Linked DNA regions of Homo sapiens: region 2 is linked to region 1. The links are chromatin loops, found by intact Hi-C in ENCODE. Cell type or tissue: endothelial cell of umbilical vein. All regions are shown on one strand. Each heading gives the region's core, and the rest is flanking DNA. Links, peaks and the distances in the headings are about the cores only. Region 1 overlaps TREH (trehalase). Region 2 overlaps ARCN1 (archain 1 coat protein complex I subunit delta).

Region 1 (2,904 bases), core at 210-2,709:
TTTAATGGGGCAGGAGCTGGGGCCAGGTGAGGAGAGGAGGGCTGTCACCATGGCAGGAGGCTGAGCAGGAGGCTGGGCAGAAGGGTGGCCGCCAGGCAGTGGGGCTCCAGGAAAGCCAGCTTGGCCCCTGAGGTCAGCCGGTCACCATAGCGGTCCAGCAGCATCAGGACCACGCCATTCGTCCAGCCAAATCCCTCCTGGGAGAGGCAGGGCAGTGGGGCCAGTTTCTGGGGAAGCCTCATACCCTTGGTGGGGGCTGTGGGCTCTCTCCCCAGGGGCACTGGCCCTGCCTAACCCCAGCGGTACAGGAAGCACCAGTCAGCTCCTCCCCCGGGCCCACATGCAGGTGAGCACACTGAGGCCTGGGGCGGGGGTCATGAGCAGCAGAGTTCAGGAGTTCCCTGGTGTTGGCCAGCCCACCCCTGGCCTGCTCACCTGAACTTCATATTCTCCTCCCCCACCGGGCTGTCCACCGTTGCTGACGTCATACTGGGGACAAGCGGGTGGGCTGTATGTCAGGTACTGCCCCCCAGCTCCAGGAACAACAAACAACCAGAGCCCCTGGGGAGAAGCTGCTCTGCCTGCCCAGCAGCCCCTGCAGTGCTCAGGAGTGGCCACTGGGACAGCCTGGGGGTGCAGGGAGGGCTTGGGCCAGCTCACCTTCTCATACATGGCTGACTTCTGCGAGTAGACATCAAAATTGGTTCGGATCCAATTCTGAGCCAGCTGGAAAGCCACTTCCTGGGCCCGACGTAAAGGTGCCTTGGCCAGGCCTAGACCCCATTGCAGGCAGGACTCAACCTCCAGGTCTCCCATCCCAGACAGAGCAGTGGCTGCACCCTACTCTCCCCAAGGAGGGAAAGAGGCCTGGGCCCTAAGACTTCCTTCCTGAGACCACAGGCCAAACTGCCCTTAATCGACGGCCCTGGTTTGAAGGGCGAACAGGACTGATTGCACTGGACAGGCTGGGTGGACATAAGTGTCAAGTGGAGGCCAGGAGAGCAGAGGAGCGAGAGAAAGGATACGGGGCCTCTTGTGTCTTTTGTTCATGCCTCCCCAGCACCAGGGAGGCCCACCTCTACACCCTGGGAAGGGTCCTTGGCTGTGTCAGCCCTGCCTCCCTACCTCTGATGACCAGGTCCTGCAGGGGGGCCCAGGCATTGGGGAAATCCCACTGCTGGCCTGTCTTCTGGAGAGAGGTCGGGATCCCATACTGGTAAGTCAGGATCCGGTTGTCCTAGAAGGTCCCAGACATTCCCATGACTGTGGGTGGGGCTGGACTGGGAGCCAGGACAGGACGCTGGACCCCGCGGGAAGCCAGACGTCCCCTTCCTGGCTCTTCTTTTCTCGGCTCACAGCTGCCCCCCGGTGGCTCTGGTGGGACCCGCAGGCTGGGACAAGGGGCATAGCCGGAGGAAGCGCCCTCCCCTGCAGGTCCTGTTCAGGGTCGGGAGGGGGCGGTGCTGCCTGCAGTGGACCCGAGCCACCTGCTGTGCCCTCACCTCCAGGTATTTCAGAGCCTTGTCCGCCACGCCAGGGTCAGAGAAACACCCGGCCCAGAGTGGAGTGAGGTTGGATGGGTAAAACTCCCGGTTTTTCTTCTTCTTCTCAAGGTCGTAATCGAACCAGGCTCCGGTCTGCTCATCCCACAGGACTGTGTTCAGGGCGGCCAAGCGCTGCGACCGCAGGATTCTGTACTTCGTGGCCTGGGAGTCGTTCCCTGGGGCAGTGCTGCCTTTAGAGCCAGCAGCCAGTGCCCTGCCTGCTGCCCCAGGCTTTTTTCGTGGTTCTACTTTAGCCTCCCCGCTTTGTGTTTCTCTGCAAAGGCTGAGACACCCTGATGACCAAGGGGATGTGCCGATCTGGAGCCCACCACATTTCTGGCCTATGGCCCCGCACTGCTCCCAGGGAACCACTGGAGCTGATCTGTCCCCAGGGTCTCCAGGGTCTATCCTCCCAAGGGTACTGGCTGGGTGGATTCCCCTAGCTCTTAGGGGGTCAAGGGCAGCTGTCTGAGGGAGAGGGAGTGGAAGGATTTTGGATGCGTGGACTAGGGTTCCCCTCACAGACCCTAGAGACCCTCACAGTAAGAAAGGGAGGAAGAGAGGATTAGGGTTGGCTCCGTTTGTTCTCTTGTCTGGTACGCAAATGTGAGTGCAGGCTTCCACTAGGGCGGGGCTCGACAGGCTAAGTTGCTGAAGGCCTGTCACACAAGGGTCCTACTTCCAGTTCTATTGCCAAGCCTGAGCAGGAAACCAAGCTCCCTGCTTTCCCTTCCCTACTGGGGTGCTCACCCAGCCTGGAATAGAAGTTGCTCATCAGCTCCTCTGCTTGGCATAGGAAGGCATTCAGGTCAACAGGCACCAGTTTGCTTGTTCGGATGCCGCTAAGCGAGTTGGGGTTTGGGCCTCCAATGAGCCAGCGTGAAGAGAAGTCCCAGCCAGACTCAGCCCCAGCCTTGAGCTCAGCCCACAGAGCCTCCCGGTCTCCTGTGAGGACAGAGCAGGGAACCAGCCAGTCCCGGCTGCAGGATAGGCAGCCATTGACAGGAGACCAGAGCCTGACACAGCAGGTGTGCAGCTGCCCTGCCCCCAGCCCTCCCTCACCCTCCTGCTGCTCACCTTCTGGCAAGGTGTCAGCCAACTCCACATCTTTGCTGTAGGACTCAGGCCTGGCAAAGAGGAGAGGTGGGCAGCCTGGCACTAGTAGCTACTAAGCCCCTCTGTGGTCAAGAAGAGGCTGAGCCATCTTGATCCAGCTGCCCTTGGGCCCCACAGCCCAGGATTGCAGAGGGCTCTCGGTGTCACCATCTGAGAGGCCAGGCTAAGTCACTCCTCCTCCTGCCCGGGGCATTGTGATGCTCTAACCAGAGTGAGCAGGTAAGAGATTGAGGGGTGGGCTGCC
Region 2 (2,904 bases), core at 314-2,813, 64 kb before region 1:
TAAGTGCTGTCCCTGTGTCCTCTACGGTGGACTTAGAGAACTGGTCTTTTGGAACTCATTTTGGAGTCAGCACCTACCTGACCTGACTGTCCATTCAAAGATACTTCTTTAAAAAGCTAGTTGTGAAAGAAGCCAGATACAAAAGGCTGCATGTTATGTGATTCCACTTCTTTGTCTTTCTGGAAAAGGTAATACTATTGAATAAAAATGAGGAGGTAGAGAAGAAGGTACTTCACTTCAGAGGGGCACAAGGGAACTTTTGGGAATGATAGGAATGTTCTAGGACTTGTGTTTGCTTTGGCAGCACAGGTACTAAAATTGGAACCATACAGAGAAGATTAGCATGGGCCCTGTGCAAGGCTGACATGTAAGTTATGAAACATTTCATATTTATAAATAAGTAAAGCAAGGAAATTGTTTTTTTGAGACAGAGTCTCACTCTGTCACTGGAGGTCACTGGCACGATCTCAGCTCACTGCACCCTCCACCTCCCAGGCCCAGGCTATCCTCCTGCCTCACCCTCCCGAGTAGCTGGGACTACAGGCGCACACCACCACGCTTGGCTAATTTTTGTATTATTTGTAGGGACGGAGTTTTGCTGTGTTGTGCAGGCTGATCTCAAACTCCTGAGCTCAAGTGATCTGCCCGCCTCGGCCTCCCAAAGTGCTGGGATTATAAGCGTGAGCCACCACACCCAGCCAAGAATTGCTCTGTGACTTGATTGTGGTGGTGCTTACTGCATACACTTGTTGAAATACATTGAGCACTTGGAAGGGATGGATTTTACTGACTTTAAAACCAAATTGAACAAGCCAGTTGTAGATCTGGAGCTGTTTTTATTTATTTATTTATTTTTTATTTTTATTGGAGACTGAGTTTCACTCTTGTTGCCCAGGCTGGAGTGCAATGATGTGATCTCGGCTCACTGCAACCTCCACCACCTAGGTTCAAGTGATTCTCCTGCCTCAGCCTCCCGAGTAACTGGGGTTACAGGCATGTGCCATCATGCCCAGATAATTTTTGTATTATTAGTAGAGACGGGGTTTCACCATGTTGGCCAGGCTGGTCTCAAACTCCTGACCTTAGATGATCTGCCCGCCTTGGCCTCCCAAAGTGCTGGGATTATGGGCGTGAGCCACCGCACCTGGCTATTTTTATTTTTATTTTTTTGAGACAGTCTCACTCTGTCAGCCAGGCTGCAGTGCAGTGGTGCAACCTTGGCTTACTGCAACCTCCACCTCCCAGGTTCAAGCGATTCTCGTGCCTCAGTCTCCCAAGTAGCTGGGATTACAGGCGTGTGCCACCACGCCCAGTTAATTTTTGTATTTTTAATAGAGATGGGGTTTCACTATGTTGGCCAGGCTGGTCTCAAACTCCTGTCCTCAAAATGATCCACCTGCCTTGGCTTCCCAAAGTGCTGGGATTACAGGCGTGAGCCACTGCACCTGGCCTGGAGCTGTTTTTAGATGTTGGTCCTCAGCTTGTTTGTGTAGTAATGAAGATTTCCAGAAGGAGGAGCCATTTGTCAGTCAAACTTTCTGTTTTGCAGGTTTCAAAGAAATTGAGTCTATCGGGCTGAATGTTTCATTTTCACGTGCTAGTCTCTAAACTTTCACTAAAGATGAGAGTGTGTTCAAGGGAACTGTTGATTCTTGTTGAACAAGATGTCTACATTAGTTACAGTAAATTTCCTAACAGCCCTTTTGGAGCATAATTTATATACAATAAACTACACATATTTTAATTGTATAATCTTGACATGTTTACACTTGTGAAACCACCACCATAATCAAGATAACAAAAATGTCATGTCAACCCCAGAAGTTGAGTTCCAATAAGCTTTTGTTGTACACTTAAATGGCCCACTATCTAGGATCAACTGGAAATGGTCTCTACCTTATCTTTTTAGTAACATTTACAGTGAGCATGCAGTTATTACTTCACAGTAAATCCTAGCTCCTTTCACCTACCCATCAGCCCTCATGATTAAGCACAATGTTTAATTATGAGCACCAGTAAGTGTATTCTTAGTGTATCTTTACTGTTATGTCGCTCAGTTATTGCTGCAGAGAAAATGGTACTAATTTGCCAGGCGCAGTGGCTCACGCCTGTAATCCCAGCACTTTGGGAGGCCGAGGCGGGCGGATCACGAGGTCAGGAGATCGAGACCATCTTGGCTAACACAGTGAAACCCCGTCTCTACTAAAAATACAAAAAATTAGCTGGGCCTGGTGGCGGGCGCCTGTAGTTCCAGCTACTCCGGAGGCTGAGGCAGGAGAATGGTGTGAAGCCGGGAGGCGGAGCTTGCAGTGAGCTGAGATCGCGCCACTGCACTCCAGCCTGGGTGACAGAGCGAGATTCCGTCTCAAAAAAAAAAAAAAGTACTAATTTAATTCATAGTTTTCTTCCCTTTTTGATAATTCAAGCCTTTACATTATCAGGTCTGGTTTTAGTCATTCTTGTTTCCAATTTTAAAAATATACTTTATTACCAGTATCCCCTTTAATGGGTAACCATCTTATCCTCTACAGTATGGTTATTGCTTCAGAACAATAGATGGCTGCCTTGAACTGTTGTAGGACTTGGGTGTTGGTGACAGGTAGAGTTTTGTTTGTCAAGATTTAGTTTACTAGACTATTTATAGAATGCTACAATTTTGAGGCCTGTCTACCCTATAATTGTGGTTGTGGTGGTTTCCTGTATTCTAGTTCAGTTTTGCAATGGTCTCCAGAAGAGACCCTTACACAACATTTTACTCCCGTTGTCTAGAACTGATCAAATTAGAAGAGATCAGAATCAGAATTAGAGCAAGGGCACAGAGAAGGAACATAAAAGAACCAGGACCCTGAAATTGATAGGGAAGAGTTAATAGTCTTATGCCACCCTTAAAGTTTACTTTGTCTC

The links. Hi-C counts contacts between places; a loop is a spot of excess contacts. Peaks named below come from ENCODE experiments on the same cell type or tissue, not always from the same donor. Only the 100,000 strongest peaks of a DNase experiment are listed, where the experiment ranks them.
Region 2: a loop joins it to region 1, with 10 times the contacts of the local background. A loop is called at or near these places in 71 of 110 quality-filtered maps.

What each region holds. Positions count from the first base shown.
Region 1 is chr11:118,658,245-118,661,148 of GRCh38, forward strand. TREH (trehalase) reads right to left here. Exons shown (of 15, transcript NM_007180.3): 9 at 2,622-2,671; 10 at 2,295-2,489; 11 at 1,503-1,720; 12 at 1,126-1,237; 13 at 661-773; 14 at 436-489; 15 at 1-197. The coding sequence ends at 45. Among named protein-coding and RNA genes, the nearest start is that of MIR6716, 16 kb to the left of the region's middle. RefSeq lists enhancers at 188-737, 396-690, 738-1,287. In endothelial cell of umbilical vein, for the core only: a CTCF peak has its summit at 1,408 (motif pointing left); a DNase peak (open chromatin) is centred at 1,367; H3K27ac peaks cover 372 bases.
Region 2 is chr11:118,593,700-118,596,603 of GRCh38, forward strand. The region is part of intron 8 of ARCN1 (archain 1 coat protein complex I subunit delta); the gene reads left to right. It also overlaps the pseudogene RNU6-1157P. Among named protein-coding and RNA genes, the nearest start is that of PHLDB1, 12 kb to the right of the region's middle. In endothelial cell of umbilical vein, for the core only: a CTCF peak has its summit at 1,518 (motif pointing right); a DNase peak (open chromatin) is centred at 1,542.